Linked DNA regions of Homo sapiens: region 2 is linked to region 1. A link is an interaction called in ENCODE POLR2A ChIA-PET data of the cell type or tissue named here. Cell type or tissue: A673. All regions are shown on one strand. Links, peaks and the distances in the headings refer to the core of each region. The heading gives the core; the rest is flanking DNA.

The links. Peaks named below come from ENCODE experiments on the same cell type or tissue, not always from the same donor. Only the 100,000 strongest peaks of a DNase experiment are listed, where the experiment ranks them.
Region 2: POLR2A ChIA-PET joins it to region 1 with 6 read pairs; 1 of 35 experiments calls an interaction of 5 or more read pairs at or near these places.

What each region holds. Positions count from the first base shown.
Region 1 is chr12:54,171,981-54,174,883 of GRCh38, forward strand. It overlaps a transcript of SMUG1 not described here. Among named protein-coding and RNA genes, the nearest start is that of SMUG1, 16 kb to the right of the region's middle. In A673, for the core only: no CTCF peak of the experiment used is centred there; a DNase peak (open chromatin) is centred at 1,541; H3K4me3 peaks cover 551 bases.
Region 2 is chr12:53,738,092-53,740,994 of GRCh38, forward strand. LOC105378250 (a long non-coding RNA gene) reads left to right here and starts at 1,503. Exons shown (of 5, transcript NR_189099.1): 1 at 1,503-1,797. RefSeq lists an enhancer at 1,128-1,917. In A673, for the core only: CTCF peaks have their summits at 2,331 (motif pointing right) and 2,554; a DNase peak (open chromatin) is centred at 1,650; H3K4me3 peaks cover 561 bases; H3K27me3 peaks cover 284 bases.

The sequences.
Region 1 (2,903 bases), core at 114-2,613:
CCTCTGCTGCCATCTCCCTGGTCCTGGCCCTCATCCCCTCTTACCTGATACTGCAATCAGCTCCTGACTGGTCTCCCTGCTTCTGCCCTTGTTTTCTCAATCTGTTCTCAATACAGCAGCAAGAATTTTCTGTAAAAAGACAAGGCAGATCATGTCACTCCCTTGCTTGAAACCCTGCAGTGACTTCCCATGTTACTCGGAGTGTGAGTTTTACTGTAACTTATTAGTTTCTACGTGATGTGGCTCCCCATCACCTCTTAGATCTCATCACTTATTCTCTTCCCTGATTTTCTCTGCTTCAGCCATATCAGCCTCATTGCTGTTCTTCCAACACACCAGACATGCTCACATGAGGGCTTTTGCCCTCGCTGTTCTCTTAGCCGGGAAACTCTTACCCGGAAATCTGTATGCCACGTAGCATCTGCTAAACTGCAGCTCCATATGTTGGGGCGCCTGAGCAGGGATAAGAAAGGGAGTGAACTGAAGAGGAAACAATGGAGTCAGGTCCCGCACAAGAAACAAAATGCCCGCCTTGCTTCCTCTGTCTTCCTCAGGTACCTGGCTTCAGGAGCTCAGGTGGGGGGTCTCCTGCGGGGCAGGGGGGACGTGCCCCACTCTAGTTCTTCAGAAAATACCCATCTGCATCCTAACCTCAAAAGATCCTGAAGCCCTGAAGGAATCACATCTCTCTGGTGCTCCTGCAGACCTCCCAAAAAGGAACCACTCCCCTGACCCCGAATGTGGTGGTCCTCCCTGCTCTGCTCCTAAAGGATGTAGGGAAGAATGGGTCTCTTCCAGTCATCCACTCACCACATATGTATTCCTCCCGTCTCCCGCTGGGCCTAGGCCCAGCCAGGGTAAGCCCACCACCTGCTCCCACTCTTCTTAACTTAGCTTCCCTTCCTTTCCTCCTCGGCCCTTTCTAGCTGTTCCCAGTCTGCAGGCCTTCCCCACGGGCACACAGGTGGAGAAAGGCTGAGGACTCAGCGGACAGCCTGGTGTGGTGGGGTCTCTAAGTCATGGGGAGAAGGCAAGGCGGCTTGAAGGGAAGGGTTTGAAGGTGGAAGGATGCAGAAGGCCAGAGACAAGAAGACGGGAGCAAAGACAGCCAGAAGCTGTGATGATACGGTGATACAGAGAGAAGTGGAGGCAGCATCGGCCAGAACAAGGGGTCAAAGTCAGAGGCAGAAACAGCAGCGAGAAAAGCAAAAGCTGACAGATGGCAGAAGCCACAGACAGGCAGCGCAAGGGAGAGGCAGACACCCAGCGAGAGAGCAAACGGGAGAGGCATCGTGAGACGCGGGAGCAGCTGGAGAGGGAGGTTAGGGCGAGGTGCATGCACCCCAAGAGATGGAGAAACAGAGACCAGAGCGAGAGACACGCACGCGGACAGACCAGAAGGCTGCAGAGAGGGCGAGGGAGAAAAAAGTGTCGAGGCGGGGAGTGGCGGGAAGCGGCCGGGAGCGGGGCGGGCGCAGCAGAGCGGGCGCGGCGCCGGGAGCTGGCTCGTAAAAGCCGCGTCGAGCGGGGAAATTACCGCCAGAATCGCTGAGCTCCACAAAACGCCGCCCGCGCGGCCCGCCGCCGAGCCCGCTCCAATCTCCAGCCTCATCGCCGCGCGGGCTGGTTATGCATTTAAATGTTATTTAATTGGATTGCGGAGGAGCTGGGGGCCAGAGCGGCCGCCCGCCCCCGCCCCGCACGCTCCGCACGCCCGGGCTGCTCGCCTCCTCTGCAAATCTGTTTTCCAAGTCACAGATTGCAGCACGCCCCCTCCCAAAACGCTCCCCCCACCCAGACAGCTCCCCTTCGAGTCTGGGCTCCTTCTTCTGTTCCCCCGCCCAAACAGAGCCAGAGGACACTCAGAAAGACACGACAAGCCCCCCGAAGATGCCCCAAACACAGAGGCTACACAAAAATACCAGACACACAAAGACACAACAGCAGCAAAAATGGGTCACACTCAATTACACTAGTGTCCATCTGGAAGACTGAAAACTGCAGAGACAAAAAAGATCCCATGATCACAGGAGGACACAAATGCATGTAATACAGTGGACTCCCACTCTAGGGGAACACACTACCCTACCCCTTAAAACGGTACTTGCAAAGCAGCGCTACCAAACACAGGAACAAAATGATGCTAACTCAGTGATTCACAGGGGACACACAGACCTTCCATACAGCCAGGTAAGGAGCAAAACACATCCACACTCATGCTCAGAGCAAAGTCATCACACCCCAATCACTCAGCTGTGTGGCCTTCCAGGGTTGAAGGCAAACCCCTTCCTTCAAAGACATTTTGTTCTTCTCCCAAGCCACAGAAGTATCATCACATGAGGTTCTGAGAGGGAGCTATAAGTCAGCAGGTTTCTAAAAACTGAACAAAAAAACAACCCAAATTACAGCAGATAGGCTGGAGGGTAGATACCAGAAAGAGCTTCTGAAGAAGACAAAGTGTGAGATCCCAAGAGGAGAGGCTGGGCATTTGTGTGAAGTTGGGATTCTCTCAGTCAACTGTTGACAGGAGACCCTTTTTTGCTGCCTGAATCAGGTGTTAGCACCATCCAGGTAGATGGAAGGACAGAATGACCTGCAAAAACATGTCCTCCACATACTCCTAACCAGCGGACAGGAAATTGCTGGCCTGAAAAGATCAGGGTCAAGCTGCTTCAATTAATGAAAATGGAAATGGCAACCTGGCTTGGCACAGGCCACCATGGAGGACTGTTCTGGGCTCTCAGCCATCCCTCCTGCAAGCCAGGACTAGAGACAGACATCAGGCTGAGGGTCCTTGAATGAGATGTAGGGGCAGAAGAATGGACAAGATGTACAGGAAAATTCTTTTGCAGGTGTTTTGTTTGTTCTGTTTTGTACTTGAGAGGGTGAGGGCCAAAATAAGG
Region 2 (2,903 bases), core at 255-2,754, 430 kb before region 1:
GGGAGAGAACCCCACAGCCTCCCAGTACAGTACGGTCACTTAGAGCAGCAAGAAGGCTGAAGGTGAGAGGGGAAGGAAGGACTCCCAGTGAGCAAACAGACTCTACCTCGTGTTTTCTGAGGCAGAAAACCTAGGCCTGATGTCGAGAGGGGTCAGGATGAAATGGGACCCCGAGCAGGAGATCCCCTCCGCCTGAGTTTTGGGATTCAGCGAGGTGTGGCGGGGGAAGGGGAGACAAAATAGAGAAAACAGGCAGCAAATGAGATGAGACTGCGGCGGGGAATCTTTGGCTTCCATGTGGAGGCGCGAGTCCCGTTCCCGCACACGGTAATTGCTAAATTACCCGCCATCTGCTCCGCTCTCAGACATAAATTACCTGCGAGGAGGAAAGACGCAGAGGCTGCGCACTTTCCTTCCTCTCCCCCAGACCCGCGCAAGGCGCTGAGGGGGTCCTCCCTCCGGCAAAGGCGGAGGGACGGCCTGACAGGAACAGTGTGCACTTGCCTCTGTCCTCCCCCGAGGGACAGTGGCCTGGGGTGACCGAGAAACCTGGCCCTCCCAAGGTCCCCGGGCTGCCAAGGAGGACCCTTCGGCCTTAGGGCGGAGCCTCCCCCGCCGCTCAGGGGAGGTGGAGCTCGTTGTGGTGGGCGGGGCTTTCTCCAGGTGGGACCCATCGCCTAGGCAGGTTTCCCCGGCCACCCTCTTCCTTCTCCCCCACTCCCTGGCGCCCACCACTCTGCTGGTGGGGAGGTGTCCCCAGCTCTCGTTGACTCCCCTCCCAGTATCCCAGAAAGAAGAGAGGAGAGCAGGCAGAGGGCAGGAGGAGAGAGAAAAGGGTCACACCCCCTTCCTTTCATTCTGCTCTGAACTTTGTCCCTCCCCCGCTAGATTCTGAAGGGTGAGCGAGGTGTGAAAGCAGATGTAGGAGAGATGACTTGAAATGGGGCACAGTGTAGGGTGCAGCCGGTTAGAGCGAGGGAGGGAATGGGAAAGCTATGCCCACTGCCAGGCGGGGTTCTTTGGGGAGATGGGCAGGCAGCCTGGGTAGGGTGGAAAGTGGTCAGGCTGGGGAAGTGAGCAGAGTGGGAGGTGGGCAGGAAGAGGGGGTCGGAGGGATGGAGGCGGGGCAGGATGGGAGGTGGGAGAAGCGGGATGAAGACTCAGAAACGAGCAGGTAGTGAGTCGTCTGGGTGATGAGCTAGAGGAGGATCAGAGTCGGAGAGAGGGGAGACAGCAAGACGTTTAGAAGCAGTTCAGGCCCTGGAAGGAATGCAGGGAGCAAAGGCTATGGCAGGGAAGGCAAGGGTGTTTGTGGGTCCTTGCAGGGTCCCAGGAAGGTGAGGGTGAGAGCCCCAGAGCCACTTCTTGCTCTGTGGCCGAGGCCTGACTTCGGAGGGGAGCCGAGGAGGCCACCTATGCAGCAGGGATGGGCGCCAGCCCTCCTTCTCCAACCCCAGGCACCTGCAGGGGTGTGCCCATCAGGGTGGGAGACGGAGTAAGCCGAGTCCCAGCTCTGAGCGCAGAAGCTAGTGGGGTTTCTTCGGAGCGATTGTTTAGTATTCATGGGGCGACGCAATCTCTCCCACATCTGCTTAGCACAGCAAGTCCTGTCATATAACTGTCTCCCGCACTGTCTGTCCATAAAGAATGTCTCGGAATTGGTGTAATTCAGAGAAATTAATGACGACTTTCCGCGGGACGGCTCCCTGGGGGATGATTAACACTTCATCGTCCATCTGATGCGCGGGGCCCAGCACTCCATCGCGAACATTTGGGCCGTGGCCAGCCGCATTAAAGGTTATTACGGAAAACGCGACCTGCAAACGGGCGAGAGGCATGATGGACCAGGAGGGGCGGGGGCCGAGGGCGAGGGCGGGGGCGGGGGCCGAGGGCGAGGGCGGGGGCGGGGGAGTCAGATCGGAGCTGCCCAAGTCCGAGATTAAGTTTCCCGAAGTTTGCGCACCTGTGGGGTCTGAGGCTGAAGGAGACTGGGTTTCTGCTTCAGTGACGGCAGGACAGGGAGGGTGTTGGGGAGCCGCTCTCCCTCCACCTCCACTGCAGGGGCTAGGGAAGGGAATGGGGACCCTTTTCATGGGTGGGCACATTGCTGTTGGAGGTTTTCCCTGCCTTTTACTCCTCACAGCATTACTGGGTTTTATTAACCTCACCTTACAGGTGATGAAACTGAGGCTCAGAGAGGTTATGTAATGTTCCCAAGGTAACACAGCTTGTTGAGACGGAGGCAGTATTTGAACTCAGGTCCTTGTCTCATGAGCTCTTGCTCTTTCCACTACACTAGGGGGCAGAAGTTCTTATGCTTTTATGTGTCTACCTCAGCTTCCTGCACATAGGTGGCAGGTGTTCGAAAACGTCTGTTGCATGAATGAATGAGTTACCTTTGCAGGCTCCATTTCCGTGATCTGGACCAGAGGTCCAGAGATCTGGAGGCAGGGAAGAGGATATGGTAAAGAAGTTCTAGTTTGGGCTAAGAAACTCAAAATAGGTTTCCTGTGAGTTTACATGCATTCTGCTGGACATTCTAAATCTCTAGAATCTAGAAGCCTGGGTTCTTGATCCTTAGTCAGTAGAAAGGAATAGCAGAGGATGTGCGCATGAGTGTGAACAAGTGTGTTTGATGAGTGAGTATGTGTAAGTTTGCATGTGATGTGTGTCTGTAAATGTGGGTGAGTTTATGAGTATGTGTATGTTGCATGTATGTGAGAGTGTTTGTGATGAGGGTGTGTGTGCATATGCTTGTATTTTGAGGTTATGTGTGTCCATGTATGATGCATGTATGAGTATGCACCTGTGTATCTGCATGTGTGCAGGCGAACGTGTGCATATGTGTATGTGTGCATGTGGTGTGCCTTGGGGGAGCTGGAAGACTCAGGTGAAGATATCTT